2 separate regions of the Homo sapiens genome follow, and region 2 is linked to region 1. Evidence: read pairs that join two places in POLR2A ChIA-PET (ENCODE). Cell type or tissue: PC-9. All regions are shown on one strand. Links, peaks and the distances in the headings refer to the core of each region. The heading gives the core; the rest is flanking DNA.

Evidence for each region. ChIA-PET counts read pairs that join two places held together with the same protein. Peaks named below come from ENCODE experiments on the same cell type or tissue, not always from the same donor. Only the 100,000 strongest peaks of a DNase experiment are listed, where the experiment ranks them.
Region 2: POLR2A ChIA-PET joins it to region 1 with 6 read pairs; 1 of 35 experiments calls an interaction of 5 or more read pairs at or near these places.

What each region holds. Positions count from the first base shown.
Region 1 is chr20:45,068,008-45,075,508 of GRCh38, forward strand. STK4 (serine/threonine kinase 4) reads left to right here. Exons shown (of 11, transcript NM_006282.5): 11 at 7,011-7,501. The coding sequence ends at 7,169. Among named protein-coding and RNA genes, the nearest start is that of KCNS1, 29 kb to the right of the region's middle. In PC-9, for the core only: no CTCF peak of the experiment used is centred there; a DNase peak (open chromatin) is centred at 3,484; H3K27ac peaks cover 798 bases.
Region 2 is chr20:44,717,078-44,724,578 of GRCh38, forward strand. It overlaps CCN5 (cellular communication network factor 5), which reads left to right. Exons shown (of 4, transcript NM_003881.4): 2 at 2,820-3,036. The region is part of intron 3 of KCNK15-AS1 (KCNK15 and WISP2 antisense RNA 1); the gene reads right to left. Among named protein-coding and RNA genes, the nearest start is that of CCN5, 5.5 kb to the left of the region's middle. In PC-9, for the core only: no CTCF peak of the experiment used is centred there; DNase peaks (open chromatin) are centred at 3,794 and 4,124; H3K27ac peaks cover 1,748 bases.

The sequences.
Region 1 (7,501 bases), core at 1,320-6,319:
AAAAAGGATATAAGGTGGTAGCCTTCACTTACCCACTTTCTTTCTGGTGGATGCATGACATTATGTTATATACCTTACCAATACCTCCAAACCTCACAACCGCTGTTGTAGAACGAATAATGTCCTCCATTGAAAAATGAGAAAATTGAGGCACATATTAGATGATTTATGCAAAGGCATCCAACTACCAAGGGCAGAACTCGTATAGAACCCGGTCCATCTGACTTAACACCAGTGCTCTTGCCCCTAACCTGAGCTGCTTCTCTGACAGGTGTATTGCCCTTTATATTCATGTTGCCCAGCAGTGTTCCTGGCCTAGCGTAGCTGCCAATAAAATTGATTGATTTGATTTGAATCATATTCAGCACCCTGGAGTCACTGCACGTCAGCAGCAGCACCATGTGTGTAGTAGGCACTTGGTGCCTACTACAAAAGGCACAAAAGCAGCAAAGTAGATAGCATACCCATTTTACAGATGAGAAAACGGAATCTCAGAGAGGACAAGTAACTTGCCTAAAGTCACCCGTTACCACTAGTGGCATTTCTGAATGTGAGGGCCATCTGATGTATCTAATATCAGCTAAATTCATAATTCTTCCAGTCTTCCACATTTTTCACAAACACACTCCCATTTCCAGAAACCCTTCATGTTTCTTCCAGTTGCTTGTTGTCTCTTCTAATTCCTTGTTGTATCACTTAAATTATTTTCCCACTCTTATCCTCAGTGACCTCATCTCTAAAAGGAGGATAATGATGATACCTACCTTACAGATGGATTAAATAAAATAGTGCAGACAAAATGTTGAGTTCAGCATTTAACAGATGCAAATGGTGAAGTAATTAACATACTTCTTCCATATCTATGTGTAGAATCCAACAGTAACACAGCATTTGTATCCTGCTAACAGAGTGAGGCTGAACTTTAAACTAAAAATATGTCTACTTTAAGATACAACACATTTCCAGAGATCACATCTTTTAAGAGAAATCTCATCTGCACAAATGTTGTTGCTTTTACTTATTCAGACATCCTTTGGCAGACATCAGACCTCATCAGACTGGGTAAAGGCGATGGTGAGGGAATTCTAGGTGTTAGACAATAGTGAGTGAGTTCCCATAAGACATTAGTACTGTCAGGCTCGGAGCCCGTCCTCTTCCTTTACCCAAGACTGATGTGTTGCTTAGCCTTATGATGGCAAGGAAATTCTAAATAACCATGATTAAGAGGCTTATTTTAGTTTCTCCTTCCACTGTGATCTCTCCCAGAAAGAGACTCAGAAATCCTTATACTTGGTCTGATCTCTTCAGCAAAACCCACCTTCAGTAGCAAGCCTGTGGCTCTAGGGTTGGCCCTTATTTTGTCTTGTCCAGCAGGATGGTGTCTCTTATTCTTTTGATGATCTCATTCTTTCCAAAGTGTATTTCTTATAACAGAAGTTCTTTTTTGTTTGAATAAACAGTTTAAATGGACATGCCTTTAGAGATAACTTAGCCAGGACTGGAGCCCTGCTTCTTATCAGACATTACAAAACACAGACATTCTCATTAAGTGAACAGAGATTTCCTTTGATTTCAAAAGAATGTTAAGGGGAATTACTTTTAAGTTTAAAAGCTCCTTGAGGGCAGAACGCACTTCTTATTCTACACTGACTCTTCTTAGCACCCATCCAGAACCTTGTTGCATATGATGATGCCCCATGTAAGCTTGCTTCATTGGTTTCAGTGGCTTTTGTTCTTAGTTGACTAGAAATGAAGGATAATTTATTCATTTCTTCAACCAGTATTACGTTTAGCATAGTAAACAAGACAAGGTCAATCCCTTACAGAACTTATATCCTAGTAAGAGAGACAAGTAAAAGAAAATAAATAAAAATAATTACAAGGTACATAATTGTTTTGAAGAAAACAAGAGTCTGAGATAGAGGATAATGGAGAGGAGGCAGTCTTTCTAGATAAGATGGTCAGAAAAGGCTTGCCTGCATCCTCTGAGGAGTTGACATCTAAACTAAAACCTGTAGGTTAAGGAAGAACAGGGCATGAACCATGCAGGCAGAAGATTCATTAACTCTGTAGGCCACTGAGGCTGGAAAAAGTATGGCCTGTTTGAGGATCTGAAATAAAGTGTAGCTGTAGGGTCCTGAGCAAAAGAGGGAGTAATAGATTATGAAGTTGGAGGGGAGGCAGGGGCCAGCCATATGAGGCCCATGTAGCCACTCATGAGTTGGATTTTATTCTCAGTGCAATAGGAAAGAAACCTAAGGGTGAGGTGATTGGATTCATTTCTGTGTTTTTAATTATGTTTGTTGCTGTGAGATGATGGCAGCCTGGACCAAGGTAGATGGAGATGGAAAAAAGTGGTTGGGTTTGAGTTATACCAATATTTCAGGGACAAAATTGATAGGACTGCTAAAGGATTGGATGTTGGCAGGAGGCGGGGGTGAGGGAAAAGGAAGGATCAGGGATGATTTTGAGCAAATGGAAGAATGATGATACCATTCCTGAGATGGGGAAGACTGGGGAGTAAGGAGACAAGATTTGGGGATGAGGAAGGGATGTGACTCAAGAGTTTTGCTTTGGATGTGTTAAGCTGCAGATTCTATTAGCGTGGTGGCTCACACCTGTAATCCCAGCACTTTGGGAGGCCAAGGTGGGCAGATCACCTGAGGTCAGGAGTTTGAGACCAGCCTGGCCAACATGGCGAAACCCTGTCTCTACTAAAAATACAAAAATCTAGCCGAGCGCAGGTGGCAGGCGCCTGTAATCCCAGCTACTTGGGAGGCTGAGGCAGGAGAATCGCTTGAACCCAGGAGGCAGAGGTTGCAGTGAGCTGAGATCTTGCTGCTGCACTTGCCTGGGGGACAGAGCCAGACTCCGTCTCAAAAAAAAAAAAAAAAAAATCAGATCTCATCAGGCTTACTATCATTAGAATAGCATGGGAAAGACCTGACCATGCTATTTAATTACCAAGATTTAATTACTTTCCACTGGATCCGTCCCATAACATGTTGGAATTGTGGGAGCTACCATTCAAGATGAGATTTGGGTGGGGACACAGCCAAACCATATCACAGATTTTTCACGAGATAATCAGGGACTGAAATATCCAGTGGGAGCTGATCTGGATGTGCGAGTATGGAGTATGGGTATCACAGAATAGAGAGGATATTCACATCCTATGGGATAGATGAGGTACTGAATGGGTGATATTTCCCATACCTCGTGAAAACAGCTCAAGCTACTTACATGGCTGGATTGAGAATTTGCTGCTTCAAGATTCTGGCTGTAGCAAAACTGTAGAATCACAGTTATTTTACTGCAAGATATTCATTTGAAATGTATTTATGCCACCAAGGACCAGGAAGGTGAAATGCTACACTTGGCGCCATGAAACTATTGTCTGAGCTTGTTTTTCGGAAAAATCCATATCTGGATGATATGACTGAGTCATCAGCAGTGCCTGGCTGGCTGTGTTGTAATAGGTCAGATGTAACTTAAGCCCCAAAGTTCTTAGGACAGCCATAAATTAGTCTGAAGGTGGCTGAGATAAGGCAAGGGTGCTTGTTGCCTCCAGATTAGAATCAAGGGCAACAAAACTGCCTAGAAATTGGAAACCCAGGAGAAGCTTTAGGCTAGAGACAGGCAGCAATACTTTGTGAGAATTTTACTAACAGAAAAATAAGGAAGATACAGAATCATGTTTATCAAACTTGAGGATTTATAAGAAATACCTGTATAGCTTCTTTATTTTAGTTTATTTTTATTATTATTTATTTATTTTTGAGACAAGGTCTTGCTCTGTTGCCCAGGCTGGAGTGCAGTGGCTCAGTCACAGCTCACTGCAGCCTTGGAGTGGGCTCAAGCGATCCTCCCATCTCAGCATCCTAAGTATCTGGGACTATAGGTGTGCACCACCACACCTGGCTAATTTTTTTTCCCCCGTAGAGATGGGATTTCACTATTTGCCCAGGCTGGTCTGGAGTTCCTGGGCTCAAGCAATCCTCCCACCTTGGTCTCCCAGAGTGCTGGGATTCAGGCATGAGCTACCATGCCCAGCGTGAATACCTTCTTCAAAATGCAAAATCCTGTACCTCACCTCCCAGGGAGTCTTATTAAGTAGCTTTGGACTGGGGCTCAGGAATCTGTGTTTTTAGCAAGTGATTCTGATACAGGTGATCCATAGGTCATACACTGAGAAACATTGAGTCTGGAAAGACTTCTGAGATCATCTAGTCAGCCCTGTCTTACAAATGGGGAAATTAAGGTCTGAGGAGGAGAACGGGCTTGCCCAAAGTTGCAGAATAAGTTGCAAAGTCAGTGCAGCTCCACTAACTTATATGTCTTCATTTTGCAATTTATTCTTCATCCTAGTGGCTAGATGAAAAGCAAGTCTACCCTCCTAATTCCCAGCTCCCCTTCTTTCACACTATTTTTTATTTTCTTTTTTCCAGAGCACCTTCTAATATAAAAATAATTTACTAATTTACTGTGTTTATTGCTATTTTCCTTGCTTCATTAAAATGTAAGCTTCACAAGGGCACTGCTTTTTGTTTGTTTGTTTGTTTTCATTAAAGTAGCCTATGTGCCTCGAATAGCACCTGACCCATAGTAGGTGTTCAATGAGTATTTATAAATGGATGGGTGAAAAATATTTTGTTAAACTGTACATAAGTTAACAGGTATTATGTACCAGCCCTTAGGCATTAGCATGAAATAGAGTAGAATATTTTCTTTTTCACATGTTTGATTCTAGCTTGAATTAGAGGTTACAGAAACAGCTTATTTATGGAAGATTAATTAGAGACTTACCAATCATATGTACAATAATAATAAGAATAACAATAGCAACAATAACAACAGTGATAACATCCATTTGTGGAATATTTACTATCTGCCCAACACATACTATATGAAGTTCTGAGCTAAGACCATCAGACCATTATCTCATGTAAGTCTTAGTACCGCCCCAGGGTGGAGGAACAAAATAGTATTGTCTGTTTTCCAAAGGAGGAAACCGAGGCTCAAGAGGTGAAATTACTGTTTAAGGTTACATAGCCAGTACAGATTTAGGACCTGTGATCCCAAAGATTACATTCTTAACTACCAGTTACATTCAGTAGTAGGCTTGGGGAATTCTCTCTTTGCAGAAGGAATTGAAAATGCCAAAGACTAGGCAAGCATTGCTATTAGGGGTGTCCTTGGGCCAAGAACACCAACCTCTAAGGTAGTATAAAACCACAGGCTGGAAAGATGCATTTTTTTTTTCAGCCCGACTTTCCAGCATTTACCCACACTCTCAAGTCTTCCATTCTCACATTACAAAGAACCTTTCGTCTTGAACTATTAGGGTTTTCTCACTTCTCAGACACCCTCCCTGAAGCAGGCCAAGGAAAATTCCTGTGGTGACAGGCCATTTCTAGGGAGGCCACTGTAGCACTTCACACTTGCTCTCACCCCACCCACTCAAGGAAGGGTAGACAGACAGAGGGCCCTTTACCCAGCTCCTATACTACTTTCCTGTGGAGACCTCAGGAAAGGGCCGAGGATCATGATTTTCTAAATGTGGGCACAACAGACCTCTTGTAAGACTTTGAGTTCTTGAAACACTGTACCTATTAAACTGGTTGTGAGCACACAGAATAAAGTATCACCACCCACTGTGGATAATGTCAGCATTCATTCCCACCCCTGACAGCCAATATTGGCCAGGCTTGGAATCACTGAACACACATGGCAGCAGAGTCCCTTGCCCCATAGCTGCAGACACAGGTTGAACACTGGTGTATCCCTGGGCTTTTATGAAGAGAGAGGCTTATAACACCCATTGCCATCTTTACACACACAGTGCAGCAGGTACTGTGCTGAGAACTTTACAGCCGTGATCTTATTTAATTCTTACAATACATGTGATGAGACACTGCTGTCTGACTTCTGTAGATGGGGAAGGCCTGGAGAGATTGGTAACTTGACAGAGTCTCATGGCATCTGCAACAGGCAGAACCACATTTTAAACAAAGGTTGAGTTACTTCTAAAACCTGTGCTTTGCTAGTCTTCTGTTCTGCAACACTGGTTAAGAGCATAGACTCTAGAGCCATGCTGCCTGGGTTTGAGTCTTGATTCTGCCACTTACTAGTTGGGAGACATTGGGCAGGTTACTTAGCTACCCTCCTCCTTGGGCTGTTCATCTGTAACATAGGGATAATAATGTCCTTGTAGCATGGGTTGCTCTGAGGATTAAAGGAATCCATATATGTAAAGCACTCAGTGTCTGGTGCATAGAAAACACTAAATGCCAGCCATTATTATTAATTTATATATCAACTCATTGTTTTTCTTTGGATGATAGAAACTTAATCTCAGAAGTTTGAGGTTTTTCTAACTACCCACCCTTACCCCAACCCCTGCCAAGGGTTGCGTCTGTATTCCCAAGGGGCTTAGACTGTTACCTGGTATATAGTAGCCTCAAGTAAATGCTGGTGATGATAATAGGGCAGTGCCAAGACATTGGGGGTGTGGGAAGGCAGGGTTAGGGGATGGCATCTGCGCCTCATCAGCATCGATCCTCCATGGTGTCGTATCCTGAAAGTGGGAAAGGCGCTGTCCAGATAGACGCTTATCTCGTAGACAGAACAAGAACGGGGAGGCAACCATTATTTCACATACAGCAAGTTACTGTTATTTTAATGCCCTAACAATGAATCTATATTTAATTAACTTAAAAGATAGGGGAGGTGAGAGTATTATTCACTAAGTTCTTGGTCAAGGCACATTAAATCAAAGCGGTTAGCACTTAGATCTCTTCCAGGGATAAATTATCTCAGACAAGCTTCAAGGTATGCCATGCTTTGGAATGAATTGTCACTTTCCAACCACCACCACTCAACCTGTGATCTGACCACAGTGTCTTCCTCCTGTCTCCCTTCCCTCTGGGTGCCTGGGAAGGCTGGGCTTCTGCACTGTTCTGCCACTGACTTAAGCTTTGTCGTGACTATACCTTCCACTTCTCTTCTAGCTTAAGAGTTGGACAGTGGAGGACCTTCAGAAGAGGCTCTTGGCCCTGGACCCCATGATGGAGCAGGAGATTGAAGAGATCCGGCAGAAGTACCAGTCCAAGCGGCAGCCCATCCTGGATGCCATAGAGGCTAAGAAGAGACGGCAACAAAACTTCTGAGCAAGGCCAGGCTGTGAGGGCCCCAGCTCCACCCAGGCTTTGGGTGAATTCTGGATGGCTTGCCTCATGTTTGTTAGCCAGCACTTCTGCTCTGTCGTCTCTCCACAGCACCTTTGTGAACTCAGGAATGTGCGCCAGTGGGAAGGGCTCTCTTGACAGTCAGCGTGCCATCTTGATGTGTGTATGTACATTGGTCAGGTATATTATCTCAAAGGATTTATATTGGCGCTTTTAACTCAGAGTTTTAAACCCCAGGAACAGAGACTCCTAGTTGAGTGATAGCTGGGAAAGTTTTACATTGTCTGTTTTTCTTCTCCCAATAGCTTTCAATT
Region 2 (7,501 bases), core at 1,501-6,500, 350 kb before region 1:
CTGAGGCACAATGGGACAACTTGAGTTTGGGCCTTGGATGTCAACTTGAACTTGGATGTCAATCCTGATTCTGTCTCTTACTGGCTGTGTTACTACACGGTTTGAGCTCCAGTTTTCTCATCTTTAAAATGGGCATAATGATGGCACCTCACATTGGAGGGGTAAATGAGACAACAGCACTTGGCACATGACATACATATGGTATCACATGAGATAATTGTACACTAGAATAGTTGATATCATTAATAGCCTCTCCTGGGTATCGGGGCCTACAGAGTCCTGCCCCCTGACAAGCATGGCCAGTAGAGGGGTCCACAGTGGGAGCCAAGGTGCACAGCTGCTGGTCTATTTCCTGGCACTCCTGTTTTCAGGTGGGAGGGACCTGAGAGTCATTTCTGACAGTCCTCCCTCCATTGCCCACAAGCCAAGGGAGCTGAACCTCTGACTTAGAAGGGAACCCAAAAGCCTAGACCGTTTCTATGTGAATCACCTGTGGATTTATGAAAATGCAGATTCGGGCTGGGCGTGGTGGCTCATGCCTGTAATCCCAGCACTTTGGGAGGCCGAGGTGGGTGGATCATGAGGTCAGGAGTTTGAGACCAGCCTGGCCAGCATGGTGAAACCCCGTCTCTACTAAAAATACAAAAAATTAGCTGGGCATGGTGGCATGCACCTGTAATCCTAGCTACTTGGGAGGCTGAGGCCTCCCAAGAATTGCTTGAACCTGGGAGGCGAAGGTTGCAGTGAGTCGAGATCGTGCCACTGCACTCCAGCCTAGGTGACAGAGCAAGACTCCATCTCAAAAAAGAAAAAAAAAAAAAAGAAAGAAAAAGAAAAGAAAATGCAGATTCGGATTTATTATATAAAAATTCAGCTTCGGATTTATAGAGGGGCTCCAGATGCTGCCTCTCTGACAAGCTCCTAGATGACGCTGCTGCTGCTAGTTCAGACCACACCTTGAGGGGCGAGGCTAGGCCATCGTCTCTAGAATCTGAACAGCCTGCAGCGATGGGATCCACTCCCTTGTGAGGCAGCCAGACACCTAGCTCCGTGTGTCCATCTGCTACTCAGTGCTGTCTCAGTGGGGGCTGTGATCGCCTCCTACTTTGTGGCCCCCACCAGAGGCTGGTCAGCCAGTTTGCAATGGCTCCTAGTGGCCGGCGTGGGAGTTGCCGGGAACTGAAAGCAGGTTTGCAGGATTGTGGGTAGTGGGGGCACTGGGCGGGGCAGAGGGTGAGGCAGAGCAAAGGGGTCATTGCCTGCTTTGGGGCTGCACAGGAGATATGAGGTCATTAATTCCATCATTATAAACTGCAAGCCTCCATTCCTCTAGATGAAACCCTCATCCCCTAAGGATCCTACTAAACTCAAACTTGGCCCCCCAAAGATGGGGCCACTGGAAGCATCTTGAATTATACTTCCTTCTTGGTCCCCACCTTCAAATGGGCAGACAGGGAGCTCACGGCACCTGCTGTATGCTTTGGTTGTTTCTCTGATGTGGGTGGCGAGGGTCAGGCAGGCCACATGGGCTGATACCCTGATCCTGTCTCTGGGGAGTGGGTCCCTGGCTTACGGACACAGTCTACCCCCATCCCGTGTCCCTGAGTCCTCACTTGGGAAGCAGGACCGGGGACGCTCCCAGCCCTGAATCGAACACACTGACGTGTGCTAAGTTCCTGTCCCTCTCTGGAGCTCAGTTTCCCCATCCGTACCTGGCAGGGGGAGGAGGTTAGACTGGGGCAGAGGTGCTGAAAACCTAGCTGAGCTTCAGAAGCCACTGGACAGCTTATTAAAAATAAAGATTCCAGGTCCCTGACTCTGGGACTTCTGATTTTGTAAGCCCCAGAGTGGGTTGGGGGTCTGTATTTTCCCAAGTCTCCTGGCTGATGTGATGTACCTCCAGAGCTGGGACACATGCTGAATGGATCGAAAGGCCAAAAACATCCATGATATGGTTCAATTTATTCAGTCCTAAGATAAGTATCCGTATGCTGGAAAATGTACCAGACCCTACCATTTTCATCCTTGACTTGTTGCTTTTGCCTTTCTGTAAGCTCCCAGAGGGCTGGGGCTGAGCCCTCTGCCACCATTAACAACAAGGATCATCAAAGCTAAGTGCAGTGAGCGCCTACTGCATGCCAGGCCCTGTGCTGAGGGTTTGCTGTGCAGCATTTCATGTACTCCTCAGAGCAATCCTCTGAGTTAGATACTTTGAGGAAACTGAGGCTCAGAATGCTTAAGTAACTTCCTCAAGGTCACTCAGCTAATAAGGGGCAGAATTAGAACTGGAAGTCTAGCCAGGTGCAGTGGCTCATGCCTATAATCCCAGCACTTTGGGAGGCCGAGGCGGGCGGATTGCCTGAGCTCAGGATTTCAAGACCAGCCTGGGTAACATGGTGAAACCCCATCTCTATTAAAAATACAAAAATTGCCAGGCATGGTGGTGGGCGCCTGTAGTCCCAGCTACTCGGGAGGCTGAGGCACGAGAGTCGCTTGAACCCAGGAGGTGGAGGTTGAAGTGAGGCTGGGATCGCGCCACTGCACTCCAGCCTGGGCAACAGAGCCAGACTCTGACTCCAAAAATAAAAATAAAAAATAAAGAACTGGAACTCTAGTCCAGAGTCCTTGCCCATAACTACATGCCATACTGCCTCTTAGGGCATGTTGTGGGACTACTGGCCTTTGAGGCCAGGTCTGCATGGCTCTGAGGCTAAGGTGTGGACACCACACTACCCAGCCTGGCAGAGAAGTGGCTGGTTGTGAGGGTCTCACTGCCCACCTCGAAAGCCCGTGGCTGAGTGAGGTCTCTGTCTCTTCAGGTGCGTACCCAGCTGTGCCCGACACCATGTACCTGCCCCTGGCCACCTCCCCGATGCCCGCTGGGAGTACCCCTGGTGCTGGATGGCTGTGGCTGCTGCCGGGTATGTGCACGGCGGCTGGGGGAGCCCTGCGACCAACTCCACGTCTGCGACGCCAGCCAGGGCCTGGTCTGCCAGCCCGGGGCAGGACCCGGTGGCCGGGGGGCCCTGTGCCTCTGTAAGCAGGTTTGCAGGACTGAGTGGGGGCGGGTGTGAGCGGGAGGTCAAGGCCGTGGTGTCCTGGATCAAAGTGCAGCCCTCCTCTCTCTACCTCCTTGGGTGCTCACTTCAGGTATCCCATCCATTCCAGCTGAACTTGGTGTCCCAAAGCCCACTCCCCACTCCCTCCTCTCCCTTCTTGGCCTCTGCTTAAACCATCTCACTACCCCAATAACCTTTCCCCATCCCTACCTGTCCAAATCATTGCCAACTTTCAAAGCCAAGTTCAAACAGCTTCTCCCCTGAGAAGCCCCCCCAGATTCTTCAAACCAGATGCCACCACTCCCTTCTCAGGATCCTTACAACACTTTGGGGAAAATAAAAGTGCAACCTTTTAGGGCATAATATGTGTCCAGAACTGTGCTAAGCACTTACTACACAAGTCACATCATCCTCACAATAACCCTATGATGGGAAGTACTTTCAGACCTATTTTATGAATGAGGAAACAGGTTCACCAGCATTAAGGGACATGCTTCATGTCACACGGCACGGGACCAGATCCAACGGGCTCTAAGGAACAGTTTATTCTGTCTTCTCCCATAGTGGGGGCCCTCGGAGCACTGCTGGGATCCTGGGTTTGCCATGTATTCAGCAGTCACCCGAGCATGTGACATTCCTCACCACTCTTCTAGGCCTTGGTATTCTCTGATGCTTCGGGGCAGGGCTTTGCAAGCTGGCTCCAGTGACTGGGTGCCAGAGAATTAGTTGTTGTGGGAGGGCTGTCCTGTGCATGGTAAGACTTCTAGCAGCATCCCCGAACTCCACCCACTGTATGCCAGCAGCACTCCCCATCCCCCAAGTCATGACAGTCTGTCTTCAGACAGTGCCAAATTTCCCCAGGGGGCAAAATCTCCAGTTGGGAACCATCACTTTAGAGAAATGCAAAGAGGCAAGAGATTGTTCTTCTTTTTTCTTTTTTAATAATAAGCCTTGTAGAACAATTTGCCTCTTTCATCTATGTGCATGTCACACTTTTATAAAAATAAGAACGAAAGAGAGAGAGAGAGAAGCTCATGAATCATTGATAATGAATTCATCTGTAGGAAAAGCCTTGTTAAAAAACAACAGGCCAGGCACAGTGACTCATGCCTATAATCCTATCAGTTTGGGAGACTGAGGCGGGACGACCACTTGAGCCCAGGAGTTCTAGTCCAGCCTTGGCAACATAGTAAGATCCTCTCTCTATCAAAAAAAAAAAAAAAAAATTAGCCGGGTGTGGTGGCACATGCCTGTGGTCCCAGCTACTTGAGAGGCTGAGGTGAGAGGCTCGCTTGAGCCTGGGTGTTTGAGGCTGCAGTGAGCCATGGTTGCGCCACTACATTCCAGCCCGGGCAACAGACCAAACCCTATCTCCAAAAAAAAAAAAAAAAAAAAAAAAAAGTAATAACTCCATGTGAAATGCTTTATTTACAAGTACTGTAAGGATAAGGAGGGTGATTCGTTACACTGACTGAGGGATGATTGCTTATGAAAATGTATCTGAAGAACAATTGAGATAAGTAACACTTCGCTTACAAAGCTGTTATTTACATTTGCTGTGACACGTGTAAACAGCACCCACAGAGTTTATTTTACACTTGCACAGCCCTTACCACGTGTAAGACACTGAGGGTTTCACAAATATAAACTCATTTAATCTCACAACCACATGAGGTAGGTACCCTTCTCTTATAAATGGAAAAAAGGGGTACAGAGAGGCTAAGCAACTTGCCCAAGGTCACACAGCTCATAAGCGGCAGAGCTGAGATTTGAACTCAGGGAGCTGGCTCCACAAGCTCCATTGCTCAACTGCCTGACATGCAGCAGTTGATTAGTACATAGGCTGTGATTGTTAATAACTGTATTAAGGGATTTTTCTTATTCCATCTTAATTCAGACTTCAAACACCTGCAGGCCAAAGGCGTACTTGGGTCCCTGGTCCTTCCTGCAACTTCCCACCTTGGTCTGTCAACATGATGGGTGCTCAACAGTGTTTAATGATTTAAACTGAATTTAGAGGCCGGGAACTGGTGAACCCCAAAGAGTCCAGCTAAGACATCACAAAGGCTCAGTCTAGGGCTTTGCAGGGAACATACTGCCAAAAACCTCTCCCATCACTTACTCGTTGAACGCTCTTCTCTAAGGGCCAACTCTGAGCTGTGAGATGTGCTGCAGATTCACCATCGTGATAACAGCGCATCCAATGCCGGGATCCTGATCTTCCGCCCCCCAGAACGGCCTCCCCAGTCTGTTGAGAGCACCTCCATCCTTCTCATGGCTCAGACTCAAGACCTGGGAGTCGTTCTAGAGGTCTCTCTATCTCTCTCTCTTTTTTTTTTTTTTTTTTTTGAGATGGAGTCTCACTCTTTCACCCAGGCTGGTGTGCAGTGGCAGGATCTCAGCTCACTGTAACCCCATCTCTTGCGTTCAAGCGATTCTCACGCCTCAGCCTCCCAAGTAGCTGGGATTACAGACACATACCACCATGCCTCGCTAATTTTTGTATTTTAGTATTTCAGTAGAGACGGGGTTTCACCATGTTGGCCAGGCTGGTCTGGAACTCCTGACCTCAAGTGATCCACCCGCCTCGGCCTCCCTAAGTGCTGGGATTATAGGTATGAGCCACCACAGCCGGTCTAGACATCTCTCTTTTCTCACCTCCCACATACCACCCACCAGCAAATTCATCGTGTATTTCCAGCATCCGACACTCCCATCCCTTCTGGTCTGAGCCCCGTCATCATTGGCCTGGATTTTGCAGTAGCCCCATAATCATCTCCCTCCTTCTGTCGTTGCCCCTGGTCTATTCACAACACAGCAGTCAGAGAGCTCCTGGGAAGTCATAAGCCAGATCACCTCCCTCCTCTGCCCCAAGCCTTCTGGTGGCTTCCCATCTCAGAGGAAAAGCCAAAGTCCCCACAGTGGCCTACAAGGCCCCAACAGGATCCTGTTCATGCTTCCTCTCTGACCTCCTCTCCTCCTGCTCTCTGCTCCAGCCACATTGGCCCCTTGCTGTTCCTTAAATACCCCAGGCACACTCGTGCCTCAGGGCCTTTGCACTGGCTGTTCCCTCTACCAGCATTATTTCTCAGCAAGGCCTTCCCTGCTGGAGGATTAGATGAGCTAGGGGACTTACAGCATTTTGCCCCAAGCCTGGCACATAGCAGATGCTACGTGGAAGCATAACCCTCTCCTGTTTATTGAGCATCTGCTATGTGCCAGGCTTGGGGCAAAATGCTGTAAGTCCCCTAGCTCATCTAATCCCCCAGCAGCCCTGTGAGCCGGGTACCAAGGCTCAGAGAGGCAAAATAACTTGCCCCAGGCCCCACAAGTGGGAGCCAGAGTTGGAACCTAAGTATGTGTGGTTTTGGTTCTGAAACCCCTGTGTGTGTACAGACCTACTGGAAGGTTTTCTCAGAAGATCTGGGAGAACTTGTTTGCTAATGAGTCCTTTCCCCAGACGTAGCTCAGTGGCCACCCAGGTCTCACACACACGCTGTTTCCCGTCTGCACTTCCTGAGCAGCTCACACGCTTCACCAGCGCTCTTACTTCATTCTGTCTTGGAGATGATGCCCTCACACCCGTCCCCCTTTCCCAAGCCCATGAGTCCCTCAAGGCAGGAACTGTCCTCTTTCTGTCTGGGAGCACAGTGGTTGGCACACAGGCGGGAAACAGTAAATATCTCTGGAATGATAAGGAGTAGGGCTATTTTATCAGGGTCTCTCATGTGCCAAGGCTTATGCCAGCTATTCACTGAAGGGGCATTCCTACAGTACTGTGTGTCGCACCTAGGCTCTGAGCCCACCGGAGGGTGCAGAGACGCACACTGGCCGCCCCAGCCCTCAAGGAGTTCATGTCCAGTGGAGGAAGTGGCAATAACACCCATATCTTGAGGGCTTCATTGAAAGAGTGTTCCCTGAGCACCTAGGCCATGCCTAGCACTGTGTGCTAGAGGGTACGGACATGTCATCCCATGGAACCTGAAGTTACGATTACTGAGCTCATCATTGCTGTAGTTCAGGCCACTCAGAGAAGTTAAGTAACTTACTCAAAGACACACAGCCAGCAAGTTAAGCCCTGACCTGACAGTGATGACAGCACAAGTGGACAACGACTTTGTTGCATGAAATCTCAGCGTGTATAGAATACTTAAACTTTATTAATATATAGTAACTATACTAATGATAATAACAGAGTAGCTAGGACCTATGGAAGGTCTCTTTTATGTTGTGATCATTACGCCTATCATTCCGAGTAGTCTCTACCACCCTGGAAAATAAGTACCATTATATCCCAGCTTGCAAATGTGGAAACTGAGGCAAGAAGAAGTGAAATCACTTGGCCCAGGTTCACAGCTAAGAAAGGGCAGAGTTTGGGGGGTCAATCCAGGCCTGTCTTCTTGCAATCCCTGTGCCGGGATCCAGGGTGCCCCAGCAGGCTG